Regions from separate parts of the Homo sapiens genome. Here region 1 is linked to region 2. Evidence: chromatin loops called from intact Hi-C (ENCODE). Cell type or tissue: PC-9. All regions are shown on one strand. Each heading gives the region's core, and the rest is flanking DNA. Links, peaks and the distances in the headings are about the cores only.

Region 1 (8,979 bases), core at 250-8,249, 62 kb before region 2:
TAAATGCTCAATACATGTTAGCGGCTGCTGCTTTTAATATAGATCTAGATCTCTATCTTCCAAGATGACATAGGTATAGATATATGAATAACTATAGATACCTCAGGGGAACCGCCTTCCTCACCATGTCCGCCCAGTTTTATGCTGGGAAACCGAATCATCTTAAGTCATTTCCTGGTAGACTTTGTTCACAACAGTTCTGTCCTAGCTGCTGAGAGGAAAGCATGAGTAGATTTTCTGTGCCTACCCTGTTCCCACCCACTAATTATTCTGGACTCCTCAACCCTCCTTTCCAGATACCTGTCCCTGTCCAATCTCCTAAGTAACCAAGTCAATTAATATATAAAGGTTTAGCACTGAAGAACTGCCAGGAGCAGAGGGTCCCTGGTGGCTAAGCAGACTGTATTCTACCTCCCAGGTTTCTTCCTCCTTCCCTTGGAGGGTCTCTAGTTTCTATTGTGTAGGGGTGGGTTGCCCCTCCACACCTGTGGGTGTTTCTCGTAAGGTGGAACGAGAGACTTAGGAAAGAAAAAGACACAGACAAAGTATAGAGAAAGAAATAAGGGGACCCGGGGGACCAGCGTTCAGCATATGGAGGATCCCGCCAGCCTCTGAGTTCCCTTAGTATTTATTGATCATTCGTGGGTGTTTCTCCGAGAAGGGGATGTGTCAGGGTCACAAGACAATTGTGGGGAGAGGGTCAGCAGACAAACACGTGAACAAAGGTCTTTGCATCATAGACAAGGTAAAGGATTAAGTGCTGTGCTTTTAGATATGCATACACATAAACATCTCAATGCTTTACAAAGCAGTATTGCTGCCCGCAGGTGCCACCTCCAGCCCTAAGGCGGTTTTTCCCTATCTCAGTAGATGGAACATACAATCGGGTTTTATACCGAGACATTCCATTGCCCAGGGACGGGCAGGAGACAGACGCCTTCCTCTTGTCTCAACTGCAAGAGGCATGCCTTCCTCTTATACTAATCCTCCTCAGCACAGACCCTTTACGGGTGTCGGGCTGGGGGACGGTCAGGTCTTTCCCTTCCCACGAGGCCATATTTCAGACTATCACATGGGGAGAAACCTTGGACAATACCTGGCTTTCCTAGGCAGAGGTCCCTGCGGCCTTCCGCAGTTTTTGTGTCCCTGGGTACTTGAGATTAGGGAGTGGTGATGACTCTTAATGAGCATGCTGCCTTCAAGCATCTGTTTAACAAAGCACATCTTGCACCGCCCTTAATCCATTCAACTCTGAGTTGACACAGCACATGTTTCAGAGAGCACGGGGTTGGGGGTAAGGTCACAGAATCTCAAGGCAGAAGAATTTTTCTTAGTACATAACAAAATGGAGTCTCCTATGTCTACTTCTTTCTACACAGACACAGTAACAATCTGATCTCTCTTGCTTTTCCCCACACTATTGCCTTTGTCATCCTCACCCATCCATCCATCCATCCAGCCAGCCAGCCAGCCAGCCATTCATTCAGCCATCCATGTGGCCATCCAAACATCTATCAACCAGGGGCAATTTTGCAAGGAACTTCCAGCAATGCCTAGAGATAGATATTCTTTGGTTATCACAATTGGTGGTGAGGAGCAGGATGCTTCTGGCATCCAGTAGTTGGAGACCAGGGATGTTACTAATGCAGAGGACAGCCCATACAACTGAGTTTTTCAGCCTAAAATAACAATGGTCCCAAGGTTGTGAAACTCTGTATCCAGCCAGCCATCCTACCATCCAGGCATATCTTTATCTATTTATTCCTTCTGTATTTACCTTAACGACTATGTGGTTCATCCTGGAAAGACTACAGGTAAGGTTTGCTCATAGGCCCCCATCCCAATCTTTAATGGTGTTTTATACCTTCCCATTCATGTCTGAGAAGATAATTTAGTTATTAAAAGACAGAAAATACCTTAACAATGTACTTTGGTCTCTGGATATGTCTACTGGCACTGGCAGGTGGGGGGCTGTCTAGACAGACACCCAGAAACATTCCCCACTTCTTGAGCAGGAATCCCAGTGACCAGGGACTCACTGATACTAGGGAATCTCACAAGGTGATCAGTTTGCAGTGCAGAGTGGCACCATCCCCACGGATCTCTCCCTGTGGCTGCCAGGCAGGACACCCAAGACTTCCAGTCTCTGTCTTCGTCTTACCCTGCTTCTCTGCAGCATGTGACACAGTTGACTACACCTTCCCTGTTAGAGCATGATCCTCCCTTGGCTTCTGTGCACCACACATTCCTGATAGAAGGAGGCCTCCTCGTCACCGTGCTGGTTTCTTCCCCTCTTCTGCTCAACCTCTAAATGTGCACAAGCCCCAAGGCTTCATCCTGGCCTTTGGCTGCTCCTTCTATGGGTTATTCCCAGGTATTCTCATTCAGCCTCATGACTTTCAATTCCCTGTAAGCTGAATCCCAAATCTGTATCTCCAGCCCAGCCTCCTCCCAGGATCCACGTATCAAACTGCTACTTAATGTCTCCTGGATGCTTAAAGGACATCTCAAACCCAACACAACTGAGATAATTCTCCCCCATTCCCCTCTCCACGGGCTTCCATTTCACAACCATCTACCCTGTTCTTTAGACCAAAAGCCTGGGAGTCATCCTGGAGTCCTCTCTTTCCTTCCTACCTCCCCTCACATCCAATTCTTCTCCATGTTCTTCTGACTCTATTTACAAACATAGTGCAACTCCACCCACTTCTCTCTATATCCCAGAATATAAAGCCTCCCTAAAAGCAGGGACCCGGTCAATCCCTCACTGTTATTTCCAGTGCCTGGCACACAGTAGGTGCTCATTAAATGAAACTTCAGGTGGGTGGTGAACACCCTTCTCCTAAGTCAAGCGAAATTAGAAACCAAAAGGTTGTCTAGTAGGCATCCGACAGGGCAGCAGGCAGCACAGTGGAGGGGGTGTCTCAAGGACTATTTCAGCAGATGATGGAAATACGCAATGACTTTCCCCAGACCTGCAGACTCGATTTGTTGTTTAGTTCGCTCTGAACTTCATGTGTCCCTTCCTTGGGCTTGATTCACCTCCACCCCTTAGCAAGCAGCTGGTGCTTATTACACTGTTGGTTAAATGAATGAGTTTTTGAAAGCTTTCAAGTCCCTATCCTTTGAGCTCCCTGTTCTACCTCCTCTGAACACATTCTTTCCTCACACCAGGTACAGCATGACTAGTTAGGCCTCAGCTTGCCTAAGGCCTATTTACAAATAATGTCTTAGAGTGGGTCATTCCTTTCAACCATTATACTTTGATTTTTCTTAATTTCATTCTAAGGATCACATTATCTAAGTGTGTTAGTTTGCTAAGGTTGCCGTAACAAAGTACCGCGGACTGGGTGGCTGGAAGTCCAAGACCAAGGTGTCTGCAGGGTTGGTTTCTCCAGAGGCCTCTCTCCCTGGCTTGTAGATGCCATCTTCTCCCAAGGGGTCTCGTGGTCCCCCTTTTGTGTGTGTCTGTGTCCGAATCTCCTCTTCTTATAAGGACAGTGATGTAAAAGGAATGAAGGGGGCGGGGGGGTGGCCAGCACTGGATTAGGACCCACTCTAATGACCTCATTTTAATTTAATTACCTCTTTAAAGACCCTATCTCCAAATACAGTCCCATTCTGAGGTATTGGAGATTAAGACTTCAACATATGAATTGAGGATAGGGGTACAATTTAGCCCATTAAACTGTCACCAATTCCTAGACTTAACTTTTTTATTGACAACAATAATTACAGATGAAAAAATGTCCTTAAGCATAGCCCAAAAGACAGCTCAAGTTCTAAAAAGAAATGCCTCCCATACCCAGGCCAAAGAGGTCCACACTCCCTAAACAAGTACAAACTGCTAGGGGGACCCACATGCCCTTATCCCTGTGGATGAACCTGAACTTTAATCTTGTGGGTGAAACACAACTGCGTTGTGAAACATGAATATGAAAGAACAGACAAGGTAACCAGATGCATGTGCTACAGTTTTTCCTGATTGAGTTTCCACTTCTACAACAAATAGACTCTGGATTTGACAAGAGTGGGTGATCTCTAGTAGACCCGTCTTGCCCCGGCTGACTCCTGTTCATCAGCTCATCACTTCAACGATGCCTCCCCAGAAAAGCCCACCCTGACTACCCTAGCCAATGCTGGCCACCCCCCACCCTTCATTCCTCTTACGTCACTGTTTTATTTTCTTCAAAGCACTTACTCTTGGAAATAATCACACTTATTTACTTGCTTATTGCCTGTCTCCTTTCTTTAGAACATAGACGAAAGGGAATAGTAGGGCCCTTGTCTATCTTGGTTCAAGCCTGAATCCCCACAGCCTGGTGCATGAGACACCTCGCTCAATCAATAGGCATTGAATGAATGAATAAGACGCTGCTGCACTTTTAAGAGTAAGTGTGACTTTCAGGTGACTTTTTTTTTTTTTTTTGAGACAGGGTCTTACTCCGCCACCCAGGCTGGAGCGCAGTGGTGAGATCTCAGCTCATTGCAACCTCTGCCTCCCAGGTTTGAGTGACCCTCTCACCTCAGCCTCCTGAGTAGCCGGGATTACAGGCATGCACCACCATACCCGGCTAATTTTTGTATTTTTAGTGGAGACGAGGTTTCACCATGTTGGCCAAGCTGGTCTCGAACTGCTGACCTCAAGTGATCCACCCGCCTCAGCCTCCCAAAGTGCCGGGATTACCTCCCAGAGTGCTGAGCCACCGCGCCCGGCCTCAAGTGACTTTTTCATATTCACCTTCCAAACTGTATTTGTCTTTTTCTGAGTCTAAAGTGGTTAAAAATCATTTGCCTTCCTTCTGGGCGGTGACTCAAACTTGTAGCCGGGAAGGAAGGCGGAGGAGGGGAGTTCGGGGTGGAACTCAACAGTAGCAGAAGCGCGGCCCTGCAGACTGCCACAAGGGGGCGCCGCCGGAACCCAGTTTCTCTCGAGGTCTTCGCCCCGAGCGAGGCCCGGCGGGGACTCCCGGAGGCCTCAAGGGCCCTCAGCTAGGCGCCACCACCTCCAGGCCTGCGGTCCGCGAACGTGCCTCTTGCCCTCTGCAGGTTCTCCCAACCGCGGGAAGAGAGGTCCGGCCCGCGACGGAGTTCCCAGGAAGAAGGCTGGCTGCAAAAACATTCCCTTCGCAGCAACTACAAATACAGAATTCCTAGGAAGAAATTTATAATCTACCTAAAGAAAGGCACAAAGCTTTACTACGGACCATAAAGCTTAAAGTAAATGGAGAGACAAACCACATTCTTGGATGGGAAGATTATGAAAATGCTGATTCTCCCCAAAATTAAAGCAAATCCAATTTAAATCCCAACAGGTTTTTGCAAACAAGTAGCAAACCATTCTAAAATTTGTCTTGAAAAGCCAACACATTGCAATAGTCAAGATCATTAAAAAAAAAAAAAAAGTAGTGATGACCAACAATTTTGATGTTTGTTTATGTGTGTCTATCAGTGCTGGAAGGAAATATTGGTGAATATATAAGGAGGAGAGGAACTTTCTGCGTGCACAAGCAAGGAATAAACCATAATAGAAAAGTTTGATAGATTTATGTATCAAAAGAGCCTATGAATGCAATAAAGAGGCAGATGTCAAAATGGAAAAATACCAGTGACTTCTGATGGACACAGGTAATATTCTTAATATACAGAGGGGTCTTCTCTGTTTTTTATGAAGATCAACAGACAAATAGAAAACTGGGAAAGGACACAGGCAGACTATTCAGAAAGAACTATTTGACCAATAAACACATAGGAAAATATTCCAGACCTCCCAGTAATCAGAGAGGTGCAAATTAAAACAACATGATGGCCGGGTGCAGGAGCTCATGCCTGTAATCCTAGCACTCTGGGAGGCCGAAGTGGAAGGATCACTTGAGACCAGGAGTTCGAGACCAGCCTGGGCAACATGGAGAAACCCCATCTCTACAAAAAAGGCCAGGGATGGTGGCTCATGCCTGTAATTCCAGCACTTTGGGAGGCCGAAGCGGGCAGATCACTTGAGGTCAGGAGTTCGAGAGCAGCCTGTCCAACATGGTGAAACCCTGTCTCTACTAAAAATGCAAAAATTAGCTGGACGTGGTGGAGGTGGGCGCCTGTAATCCCAGCTACCCTGGAGGCTGAGGAGGAGAATCGCTTGAACTCGGGAGGTGCAGGTTGCATTGAGCTGAGATCGTGCCACTGCACCCCAGCCTGGGCGACGGAGGGAGATTTCGTCTCAAAAAACAAAAACGAACAAACAAACAAAAATTAGCCAGGCGTGGTGGCATGCTCCGGTAGTACCAGCTATTCAGGAGGCTGGAGTGGGAGGATTGGTTGAGCCCAGGAGGTCGAGGATGCAGTGAACCAAGGTTGCACCACTGCACTCCAGCCTGGGCCACAGAGCGAGACCCTGTCTCGAAACAAAACAAAACAACCTCCCGCCCCTTCCAAAAACTCATGACGCTCTCTTCTCCCTCCAAACAGGCAAATATTAACTAAAAAGATGGCCCCAGAACTTGGGATATCCCTTCCTCCAGCCAGTTTCTACCGCGCATCTCCCACGGCCGGGCTCGCTCCCAGACGCGGGCGGATGCGCAGTGAAAACGCTGAGCAAAGCTCCTGCTGTCCTGGGGCCCACACTCTAGGGACAAAGGCGGGAACGCGGGGATGCGCGACAAAACAGATAATGCGTCACACACTAGCGAGCAATGCGTGCTATAAAGAAAAATCACGCGGTAGGGGCAGAGAGTGAGGGGGGTACCATTCGATGGGGAGGCCGGGGAAGGCAGGGGTGCCGAGGGGCCCCCAGACCTGGATGACGTCAGTCAACCACGCACAGGTGCTGGAAAGGATGTTCCGGGCTACAGGGGCCAAAGCCTGTATGCAGGAGCGGGGCAGGTGTGTTCAGGAGAGGGGAGGAGAGGGCAGAGGGGAGGCCAGCGCGCCTGCCTGGGCCTGGTAGAGTAGGGTGTGGAGCCCCCTGGCCAGGCTTGGGGTTAATTCTGAATGACAGAGGAAGCCGGGGAGGGTGTTTGGCCAGGGGCTAGGCAGGATTGATTTATGTTCTCAAGTGCGCCCCCTGGCGGCTGCGGGGAGAACAGCCTTGGCGGGGGCGGTGGAGGCGCCAGGTGAGAGACCAGATGAGATGGTCCCAACGAAAGGATGGCGTGGACCACGGTGGGAGAAACGGTCCCATCTGGACAGACTTTGGAGGAATAGCCTGGGGACTTACGCAGAGATTCGGTGTAGGGTGTGAAACAAAGAGGGGAGACGAGGATGGCTTCGAGTTTTGGCCTGGGCTGCTGGGACAGAGTTGTCCTGGCTGGAATGGTGAAGGCTGGGAGAGGGGCAGGTTTGGAAGAGAACGTACTGTGATGGCGGGAATGTACAGAGCCACAGCTTTTTAGAAGAGCAGATTGTCAATATTTGTCAAATATTTTGCGAGGTGCAGGCCATTTAAACCAGCTAACCCACTTGTAGCAATTTATCTTAGAAAAACAGCAGGCTAGGAAGAAAGGAAGCTCACTGGGCATATACATATCTTCAAGGCTGCTTTGCTTGCAAAAGCAAACGTTTGGAAAAACATAAATATTTTCAATCAAATAAAATTCAGTGCAGCAAAAGATGGAACCCTATACATCCATTAAAATATTGGGGAGGGGGGAGGGATAGCATTAGGAGATATACCTAATGCTAAATGACGAGTTAATGGGTGCAGCACACCAGCATGGCACATGTATACATACGTAACTAACATTGTGCACATGTACCCTAAAACTTAAAGTATAATAATAATTTTTTTTAAAAAAGAAAAAAATATATATATAATCTGCCCTGGATGACATGGGGAGGTGATCAGAAAATTTGAGGTGAAAAACAGCAGATCAGAAAATTATACAATCTCACTTTTTACAAAATCAGCTTTGTAGGTGTGCGTATGTAGGTAGAGAAAACCTGGAAGAATATACAGTGATTGCACATTGAGCTGGATAACAGCAGGTATCCTAGGAAAGTCTAATTATGGTCAAGGCAGATGTTATGGGCTGAATTGTGTTCCCCTCCACATTCATATGTTGATGCTGAGCACGGTGGCTCATGCCTGTAATCCCAGCACTTTGAGAGGCCAAGGCAGGCAGATCACTTGAGGTCAGGAGTTTGAAACCAGCTTGGCCAACATGGTGAAACCCCGTCTCTACTAAAAATACAAAAATTGGCCAGGCATGGTGGTGCACACCTGTAATCCCAGCTACTCGGGAGGCTGAGGCATGAGAATCGCTTGAACCCAAGAGGCAGAGGTTGCAGTGAGCCAAGATCGCGCCACTGCACTCCAGCCTGGGCAACCAAGCGAGACTTCATCGCAAAAAAAGAAAAAAGAAAAATAATTTGTATGTTAAAGTCCTAATCCCCAGTACCTCAGAATGTGTTGGAAATAGAGTGGTTACAGGTATCATTAGTTAAGGTGAGGTCGTTAGGGTGGGCCCTATTCCAAGATGACTGATGTCCTCATTAAAAGGGGAAATTTGGATACGGACACACAGGGAGAACATGGTGAGAAAATAAAGGCAGAAATCAGGGCAATACCAAATACACACCAAAGAATGCCAAAGATTGCCAGTAAGCCAACAGAAGCTGGGAGAGAGGCCGGCAGCCAATTCTTCCTCACAGCCCCCAGAGGAAACCAACCCTACTGGTGCTTTGATCTTGCACTTCAGATCCTCCAGTGCTGTGAGACGATAAATGTTTGTTGTTTGAGTCGCTCCATTGGGGTACTTGATTATGGCAGCCTTAGCAAACTAATACAGCTGACTTGCTATCTCATCTGAAATTTCCACACTACATAATATATTTATCTTCAGAAAACCTAAGCATTTTCATTTTAAATAGAAAATTTAATTAACAATTAAGTTATCTGGTATAATAACTTAATTGGGTAAAAACAACTTTCAAATTTGTATTCCTGTTGATGGCATTTTCATTTTCTGAGCGTTATTCTGAAAAATT
Region 2 (8,979 bases), core at 326-8,325:
GAACTGTGCTTTGGCTGGGGGCTCACACAGCGATCACTGGGTCATTGGACATCAGTTTTCCCCAGTCAGGGTCATTCCGTCTGAAATGCACTAGGCACTGACTTGGGGAATCGGCTGTTTGGAAAATCTGGGTTTAGCCAGATCTAGTCAACTCTGGCACAACTTTCCTAAACTCTGTGTGGCCTCCACCGGCAAGCCGCTCCGAGACACCACTTGAACGAGAAACGCACACGTGTGTATGCATTCTCATCTGCACTACGCACAGCCCAAAGCCACCTACTGAGAAGAGAGGCTTTTTGGAGACATCTGTCTGCACCCTAAGCAGCCTTTGCATAACTGTGCTGGCCCCGGTGGAGATGCAGGTCCCCCCTGCAGGCAGCGTCTTTGTTACACTCACTCAGGCGTGGGCCTCCGGAATAAAGCTGTCATCTGAAGCCTCAAAAGTGAACCAGAGCCGCGTCTGGCTTTGAAGTGACAGTGCTTCTGATCCTACCTCACGAGACTTCAAAGCACAAAGGGCCACGTTTCTGTCGTGACTCATGGTTGAGGCACCATGTGGCCTTTTCTGCAACAGCTTTGCAAGGAGGTCATATCTTGCAGGCTCCTGGCCTGGGAGGGAGCGCTCAGGCCTGCAGTGGGGCAGAGGGACGTCTGTTTTGTCCTTCCACTTCAAGCTCCTGGAGTCCCTCTTGACCTGCTATCCACACCCCCTCAAATGGCTGTTCATGGCTCTGTGCCCTCGGCTCACTAGAGAAGCCAGCTCTGGGTGGAAAAAGCCAGTGGGGCCTGTGATGGTAGTTTCAGGGGAGTGCTCACCCAGAAAAGGCACCTTTGGCATGTCTTTGAGTCCTCTGTCCCCCCGCAGTGGTAAGGTTGTCAAGTGGTCCCTGCCAGCCTTTATTTGGCCCTGGAAAGTCGCTGTCCACAGTACAACTGACTCTTGAGGACAGTTGAAGGGTGGTCTGGCGTGGGCATCCCCACACAGCTCCTCCTGCTATGGGGATGTCCCCACCCTTGCCTCTTGACTGTTCTGCACGCCAGCCTCTCCTCACACCCACACAGTGGCTCTGCCCAATTTCTTTCCGCACTGGTCTATTAACTGAATCCTTTTTAACCTCTAGGAATCTCTACAACTGTTATCAGGCCTCAGTCATTTCAAGCACCTTTGCAATCTCCATCCCTTTGTGGTCTTGCTACAAGGGTGTTATCTTACGCTTCCAGAGGTCTTTGGTATCCTGTGGCAATTACATAGTATTAGTATCATGACTTTCAGCTTCCGAGGGTCCCCAGAGAGGTAACTCAAGAGGAATATAGTTGACAAATGCACCTTGTGAACTGACATTCTCCAAGTCAAATCCTCCCTGGGGCCAAGCGGAGGTGGTCACTATCCCTAGGGGACGTGGCCTACATGGGGGGTGGCTCCTAGATTAGTAGGAGATGGTTAGATGGAGCAAAGATGTCCCCCTTGGCCCTCAGCACCCACGCCATGATCAGCTGCGCTCGGGATTGTGGGGAACTCAGGACAGAGAGTGGCCCAGGCCAGAGCCTAGCAGGGCACAGCTTCTGGGAGCTCTCCAAAGGCTAGCAAAATTCACTGTGAAGTGCGGAAAAGAACCTAGGAGAATCCACCCTTGGAAAGTCGGATTCCCACCACAGGAGGTCAGAGAAGGGAGGGAAGGGCCACCGAGGAGGACCTCTAGAGACTGGCCCTGTGTCTTCAGCCCCTCAGTTCTTCAGCCCCTCAGTCGGTCAGCAGGTTTCTCATACTGGGCCCCCCACCCCTGTGTATGCAGAGAAGCCAGGGCCTGTAGAAGCAGCTGCAGTGTCACGGTGGCAGTGCGACAAGGTGGTGGTGGGACAAGGTGGCAAGGGCAGGGTGGGGTCGACTGCAGCCGAGTATGCGGGGTCTGTGTAGCCTGGCTGCTACCACAGAGAACCAAGCACCCGTGTGGATGTGGGGGAGTGGAAACTAGACCCCAAAGGGTCTGGCTCCTGGTCACCTGGACAGGCCCAGCTGTGCTCCTGAGCAGGGAGGGCCACTCCCTGCAGCCCCACACTTGGTGGCCAGGTGGCTGCTGAAGAGACCAAGATTGTTGGGTGACCTGGCAGGGGCCATCTGGGGCCTGCTCTTCTCCGGGTCCAGTAAGCTTAGTCCAAGACAAGGTCACAAGGCATCACATGAATCTATTTATTTGGCGAATCAGATTAATCAAGTCATTTTTTCCAAAGCTAACCGTCCGCCCCTCCTGTGCTGCTGGGCCCCACTGCTGATTATGGGCCAGCTTGGGTTGCAGCTATGTGGGTCCAAACTCTCGGCCCTCCTGCCGAGCAGCCGTAGTGGCCTGCAGCATGGACCTGTGCCCGCTCCCACAGACACGGGTCCCCACGGAGAAGAGGCCCTTCTTTCCACAGTGTTTTGGGATGGGTCAGGGGTCCCCAGGGCACACCCACAGGTCCATAGTTGTCACATCACACTGAGACTGCTGATACCCTCCAAGGACCTTCCTCTTACAGCCATGCAGCTCCTGGGTCCTGGCTCCCCTCCCCGTCCCTCCCTACATGATCAGGTCCTCTCAGCTGTCTAGAGCCCTTTCTGTCACCTGGAGAGAGTCATGCTGCACATAGATAAGATTTTATGTTTGAACATCGCTGGGGATGATAGTTGGTTAGGTCCACCCACCCTTGTCTCTTAGGAAGCCCATCTGGCCTTAAGCACATTGGTAGACCCAAGTGCACATGACGGGCATCACTCAACTCCACCAGGCAGGCTCCCAACTCCTCGTGCAGAGAAAGAAGTGGGAGGAGGGTGGTCACTAAATCCACCACCCGTAGACACTGACCCGAACCAGCCCCAAATGCCCCGTTGCATGTGAAAGTCTGGCTCCCTCAGAGTATCACGGGTGGGTCTCTGTCTAGGGTGGCCATGGGAGAGGGCAGCCTGCAGGCAAGGAGAGGAGTGTCTGGGGTTTGGGGCAGCCAGGCAGCCTTACCTCTGGGTCTGCAGAGCCTGACTCTGTGGCTGTGGTTCTTAGAGGCCCAGCTCAGGGGGCCTGAGCCTCCGATCCCTCTGGTCTGGTCTGGTCTGGTCTGGTCACTCCTCCACATCCACTTCCACCCCTTCATTGACGCTCTCTTCCTCACCCTTCCCTCCATCCACCTAGGAGGAGGTGTACAGGGTGCCACTTGAACACAGCAACAGCGGGAGCTGCTCCTGAGAAGGCGACTCCTGTCCGTCCATGGCTCTTAGGCCAGCTGGGAAAGCTCTCAGGCAGGAAGCAGCTCAGCCAGGTTCCCCACCCACCCTGCACTCCCTGCAGGCTTCAAGCCTAGGGCCACGGCTCAGCTTCCCCTCCTTTTCCTCTTCCTCTTCCTCCTCCTCCTCCCCACAGGTCCAGGTTTATCCAAATGCTTCTCTTCTTCCCCTCAGGTCACCACCCCTCCCAAGCCCTTCAGCCCCCACTGAGCCCAGATCCTACAAGTAGACCTCAGTTGCTTTTCCTCCTGAAGACCTTGCTCACATGAAGTCTCATCAGTTACTCCTCATCCCACTCGCTCTGTCATGCAAAACCACCCCACAATGGATCCTTCTCATCATTTCACTCTCCGGAGCAGCTGAGTCATTGGGAGGCTTCCGCTGTCACTTGCACTCCTCCTCCAGATCCGTTGAGAAGCCATCCAGGCGTGACTCAATTGTTTACAGTTTCCTGGGACCAGCAGGGACCCCCCCTTGCCTTCTTTCTCAAGGCCACACCCTTGTGCCTAGCTGCCTCATCTCCCTCCCAGCTGCCAGGGAGGGACGGCTCCATGGGCAGTGCCACGGGTGCCAGCTGCCCAGCCAGGATGCAGGTGAGTAAGACAGCACCTCCTCCACCCTCCTATGGTGGAACCAAGGCAGGCCTGATTCTTTGCCATTGTTTTCAAGGAAGCTAGCTGTAATGAGCAACTTCCCAGTCTGTTTAAGATAGAAAGCAGGTCGGGGTCTCCCCGCTCCCAGGCCGTCTCTCACTGTCTCTCTTCACCCTGGGCCAGCACCAACACTCCGTGCTGTGGACACCCTGATGGTGATAGGGGAGGGGCTGTGTGCTTCCAGCCCTGGGCCTGTCTTCTTCCTTCCCCAGAAGTGTCCTTTCCTCTCCCCCCTCATGGCTCTTGGATGTCATCAACACCCCACTCAGTCATTTTGCAGTCTTCTCACGGGCACGGAAAGGTGTGGCTGGCTTCCTTCACCTTTCTGAGGCTCACTGGAAACTTGGGGTGATCCATGCTACTTGCCCAGCCCCAACACCACCCCTTCTTGCTGTCATCTCAGTGAGGCTTTTGGCAACACAGTTCCAGAAGGGACTGGAAAATGCAAGTCTGCTCTGTTCTGGGACACCCAAACTAAAAAGGGACTTCACTCATCCCTACCACCCCACCTCTGCCCAAGACACTCTCCCCAATAACTGACTCTCTTGGCTCCCTCCTTTACCTCTTTTCTCTCTCTCTCTTTCTTTCCAGAACCTCCCAGTCGAACAGGAAAATGGGGAGAGTTGGAAACAGCCTTGTTGACATGGTCTCATTCTCTTTCTCAATTCTTCTGCTCTATAGTTTTTGGACTTAGAAATCAGTAATTCACCTGGTCTGTGGGTTCTTCAGAGATCCCTGAACACTGGGTGGTATAAGCTGTCTGGGCAGTGGAAAAAAGGTCTTTGGGGTATAATGAGCAAAGCTGGCACTCAATGGGCATCAAAGGGAAGCACATCAGTGAAGATGGTGCGGATCATCCCACCACATCAAAACCCTGGAACGCGATATCCGTTACCAGAATTCAGGGCCAGGGCTTTCTTCCCCTGAACAGGATGTCCTTCCGTTAGCCCCGGGAGATCGTGGTGTCCTGCAGGACCAGCTGGACCCTGGAAGGCCGGTGGGCCCTGATGTTCATGCGGAATTCTTTGATGACAAAGTAGTAGCAGAAAACATCCAGGCAGCAGTTGACGTTGGAGAAACACATGGACAATTGCAAGAAGAAGCTGATGCTCTGCTTGGCTCTGCACTCTACGATAAAGCTGTTTCTCACCAGGAACTGCAGGAAGAACCCCAGGTGGACTGGGAGGAAGGAGACCACGAAGACAGCCAGGCTGGCTGCGATGCTGTAGATGCAGGCTTTCTGCTGCACCCAGTCCTGGGTGTGGTCTCGGCGGCCCAGCAGGATGTGGATGCTCCTGGAGCAGCAGAAGCCCATGATGCCCATGGGAAGGAGGAAGCCAAACACCTCCAGCGGGAAGAAGACCTTGGCGCTCCAGGTATCATCAGACATGTTGTGGAAGCACATGTATTTTTCCACTTTCCCATGGAAACTGTAGATAGGGATGCTTCCGGTCCACACCAGGACCCAGATGGTGCAGCAGATCCCAAAGATCTTCCTGGGGGACCGGAGGTGGCTCACCAGTAGCGGGTAACGGATGGCCAAGAACCGGTCCATGCTGATGAAGCAGATGGTGAAGACGCTTCCGTACATGCTGACGAAGTAAAGGCACTCCACCAGGGTGCACAGGGACGGGAAGGGGGACTGTACCTGGGACAGGACCATCTTGAATGGGAGGGAGAGCACCAGCAGCAGGTCAAAGACTGCCAGGTTGATCATGTAGATGGAGGTGGCAGCATAATCGGGCCACCTGTTCTTAAGGAAGGTGCTGAAGCCATGGATGGCCAGCAGGTTGAGGAGCAGGCCCAGGACGAAGGTGGGGATGTGGACTGCAAACTGTAGGGTTTTCATCAGCTCGTTGACACCGTCAAACAGGCAGTCCCCACTGGTGTTTTGCTGACTCATGTTTCTTCCTACAACACCAACAGATCAGACGGGGCTCCTTTCACTCTCTTGAAGTGATGGATTCAAATGACTTTGTCAAGAATCACAAACACCTCCCCAGCATCACACAGCAATTCATGCCCATTGAATCACAACTAGAACACAGAAAAGAAAAATTACCTTTAATCCTGCTGCCCAGATGCAACCACTGTTACTTTTTGTGTATATCATTCCAGACTCGCTTTCTCACTCTCTTTCTACCATACACACATTTTTCTTTGACAAATATAGAACCTGCTGTGCATGGACATCTGTCTTTTAAATCAGAACTCCTTTTGTTGAAAGAAGTAACAGCACATACCCAGACCCAAACAGGCTGAAGCAAAGAGACAGTTTCACATAATGGAAAACATGAAAACTAGGGTAGGGCTGACTTCAGGAGCAGCTGGATCAGGGATTCAAATGCTGTTTCCAGGACTCAGCTCCTTTTGTCTCCTTTGTCCTCCTCCCACCCACTTTCCTGATGGTTGGACACAGTCAACCTGCAACCAGGGATGATTGACACCAGAGCGTTGCATTCCCCTGGACACAGTAGCTGGTTAGTTCATTGGTTCAGGGACAGATATTTGACTCTCCAAGAAGCCATGATAATCAACACAACTTTTGCTTGGGTTTCCAGGCAGAGGGTTGGAGTCCCTTGTCAGGGATTCATAGTTGCCAAGATATAAGGTCTGCAGCTGCTGCAGCCTCTTGTACCCCAAAGAGAAAACCAGACAGAAAATGGAGAGATATGGGAGAAATGGCATTCCCAGAAGGAATGGAGCGGGGCCCTGAGGTCTCCACAGGGCAAGGAAAGGCCTTTTGTCGGGCAGAAAATTAGAAGTGGCCTCAGGGACGGGAGGACCAAGGCTGCAGGTGTGGTTGCACAGGGGTGTGGTCCGAGCCTGGTCAATTTGGGGTGAGGGGGTGAGTGCCATTGTGGGGTTCTGCATCAAGGTATGTAGCCCTGGAGCAGGAAAAAACCAAGTGTTCAATCCAGGCATCCAGAACCAGGTTGCTAGAAGGACTCAAATACGACCCAACTTCCACCCTCTCCCCACTTGCCCGCCTCTGCCCACCTCCCTGCTCCCTCCTTTCTCACCCACTCTTCCCTCTCCCCACATGTGAGGCCATGCTGCTGGTGTACTTGACTTGGACTGGCCTTAGACATGGAATGTGCCACATTCACTAGAGCACAGGGGCATGGCATGGAAAGGACATTTATGCCTGGCATCTTCCTTAACCACTTCGGCAGAAAGCAGCTGGGTGAGCAAGTGCGGCCAGGTCCTGCCGTGAGACCCACCTTCCTGTGCCTCTCCCACCTCCCATGACTTCCTGGCTAGCAGGTGCTGAGATCCCAAGATATCGATGTATCAGGGAGGAGACATCAGCATGGACTCCCACCAGAGAATCCCATACTAGTGACCACTGCAGCTATTTATTTTTATTTTTATTTTTATTGTTTTTGAGATGGAGTCTCACTCTGTCACCCAGGCTGGAGTGCAGTGGCACAATCTTGGCTCACTGCAACCTCTGCCTCCCCAGTTCAAGCGATTCTCCTGCCTCAGTCTCCTTCATAGCTGGGATTACAGGCATGCACCACCACGCTCACCACCCCTGGCTAATTTTTTGTATTTTTAGTAGAGATCAGTTTTCACCATGTTGACCAGGCTGGTCTTGAACTCCTGACCTCAGGTGATCCACCCACCTCGGCCTCCCAAAGTGCTGGGATTACAGGCGGGAGGCCCCGCACCTGTTCCTAAAACTTCTGTTATTAATTAAAGCTTCTGTTATTATTTTTCATAGCTTTTTATTAATTTTAAAAGTATTCCAGGCGCTCAATAAGATATTCGAAGAGAACAAAAGAACAAGCGTAGGAAAGTCAGCCTCCTTGTACCCTAAGGCCTCAACTGTCCTTTTCAAAGGCAGCATGGCTTACAGCTTCTTGCATATTCCTCCCAGACATTTTCTAAGTAGATACATATATGCAAATATATGCATGCATACATATACATGTATGACTTCTTTAAAATTTGGAAATAATATACCTAGAGCCCCTGTCCCTTGCTTTTTCGCTCATCAATGTTTCTTGGACATTGGTCTATATCAGCATATATGAATGGCTTGTTTGCCTCCCATTGTGTAGGTATACCAAAACTCATTTAGCCAGTAGCTTATTCATAAACATTTAGGTTTCCAGTATTTTACCAGGAAACAATGAATTCCACAATAAGCATTCCTATGACTTATTTCTTTGCTGTGCAGCTATTGCTAACAGAATTCTCATTCTGCTATTGTTTCTCATCACTATTGGGCGCCCGTGGGAGGAAAAAATTGGGGTGTGTTTTAAGATCTTATATGTAATACCATTCCCAAGCCCTCTCTGATCTCTAATGAAAAAGAAAATCGATATATATAGATAGATGTTTATAGGTTCATATATATATCATCCATTGAGCACTACGCACTAAACATTTAACATACATTACTTGATTTGGTGGCTTTCCAAAGATTCTATGGTTTCCAATGTGTTAACTTTTCTCACAGATTTATGTAATGAGAGATCTAGGAAAAAATACTTCCTCTTATTCAAAGCCTTGGTGTCCTGTGGTCTGTGGGGATGGTGCCTCCTAGGGGTGTGTAGGAGTAACTGGTCCTACTCAGGATGCTCAGAATCTGCAAGGTGGGGTGGCCGCCTCCTCACTAAACATGCTGAAATGGCCACAGGCCTAGCTCAAAAAATTACTGGAATAGCTTGGAACTCACAAGGCAAATTTCAAAAATGATGAGAAAAGCAGGTCAAAGCCCAGTTCAAGTCTAAATGTAAAATGTTGCAACACCAAAGAGGAAGATGGAATTGGCTTGGAGAAGTTGTCTTCAAGACCAGAAACAGCAGAAAACCAAGAACCACAAAGATAAGAATGAATACAAGTTTATGTTTAAAGAGATCCAATAAGATTTTGAAAAGGGAACTGAGGACATCTGTCTTTGTCTGGGTCACACTAACCAATTAAGAAAAAGGAGCCACCAATGACAAAAGCTCAACACTCAGAGGCCCTTACTGTCAGCTGTTACCGGCCAACTGCATGGATGAATCCACCGTATTGCTGGTGGTTCAAAGTGGCCAAGAAAACAATCGGTGATGCTCAAAG

The links. Peaks named below come from ENCODE experiments on the same cell type or tissue, not always from the same donor. Only the 100,000 strongest peaks of a DNase experiment are listed, where the experiment ranks them.
Region 1: a loop joins it to region 2, with 6 times the contacts of the local background. A loop is called at or near these places in 29 of 110 quality-filtered maps.

What each region holds. Positions count from the first base shown.
Region 1 is chr2:230,843,180-230,852,158 of GRCh38, forward strand. No RefSeq gene overlaps it. Among named protein-coding and RNA genes, the nearest start is that of ITM2C, 17 kb to the right of the region's middle. RefSeq lists an enhancer at 497-1,122. In PC-9, for the core only: CTCF peaks have their summits at 4,943 (motif pointing right), 5,149, 7,060 (motif pointing left) and 7,262; a DNase peak (open chromatin) is centred at 4,852; H3K4me3 peaks cover 286 bases; H3K27me3 peaks cover 1,052 bases.
Region 2 is chr2:230,905,154-230,914,132 of GRCh38, forward strand. It overlaps GPR55 (G protein-coupled receptor 55), which reads right to left. Exons shown (of 2, transcript NM_005683.4): 2 at 2,175-5,943. The coding sequence starts at 5,809. The coding sequence ends at 4,850. Among named protein-coding and RNA genes, the nearest start is that of GPR55, 16 kb to the right of the region's middle. RefSeq lists enhancers at 3,299-4,498, 3,554-3,663, 3,674-3,793. In PC-9, for the core only: no CTCF peak of the experiment used is centred there; a DNase peak (open chromatin) is centred at 3,698.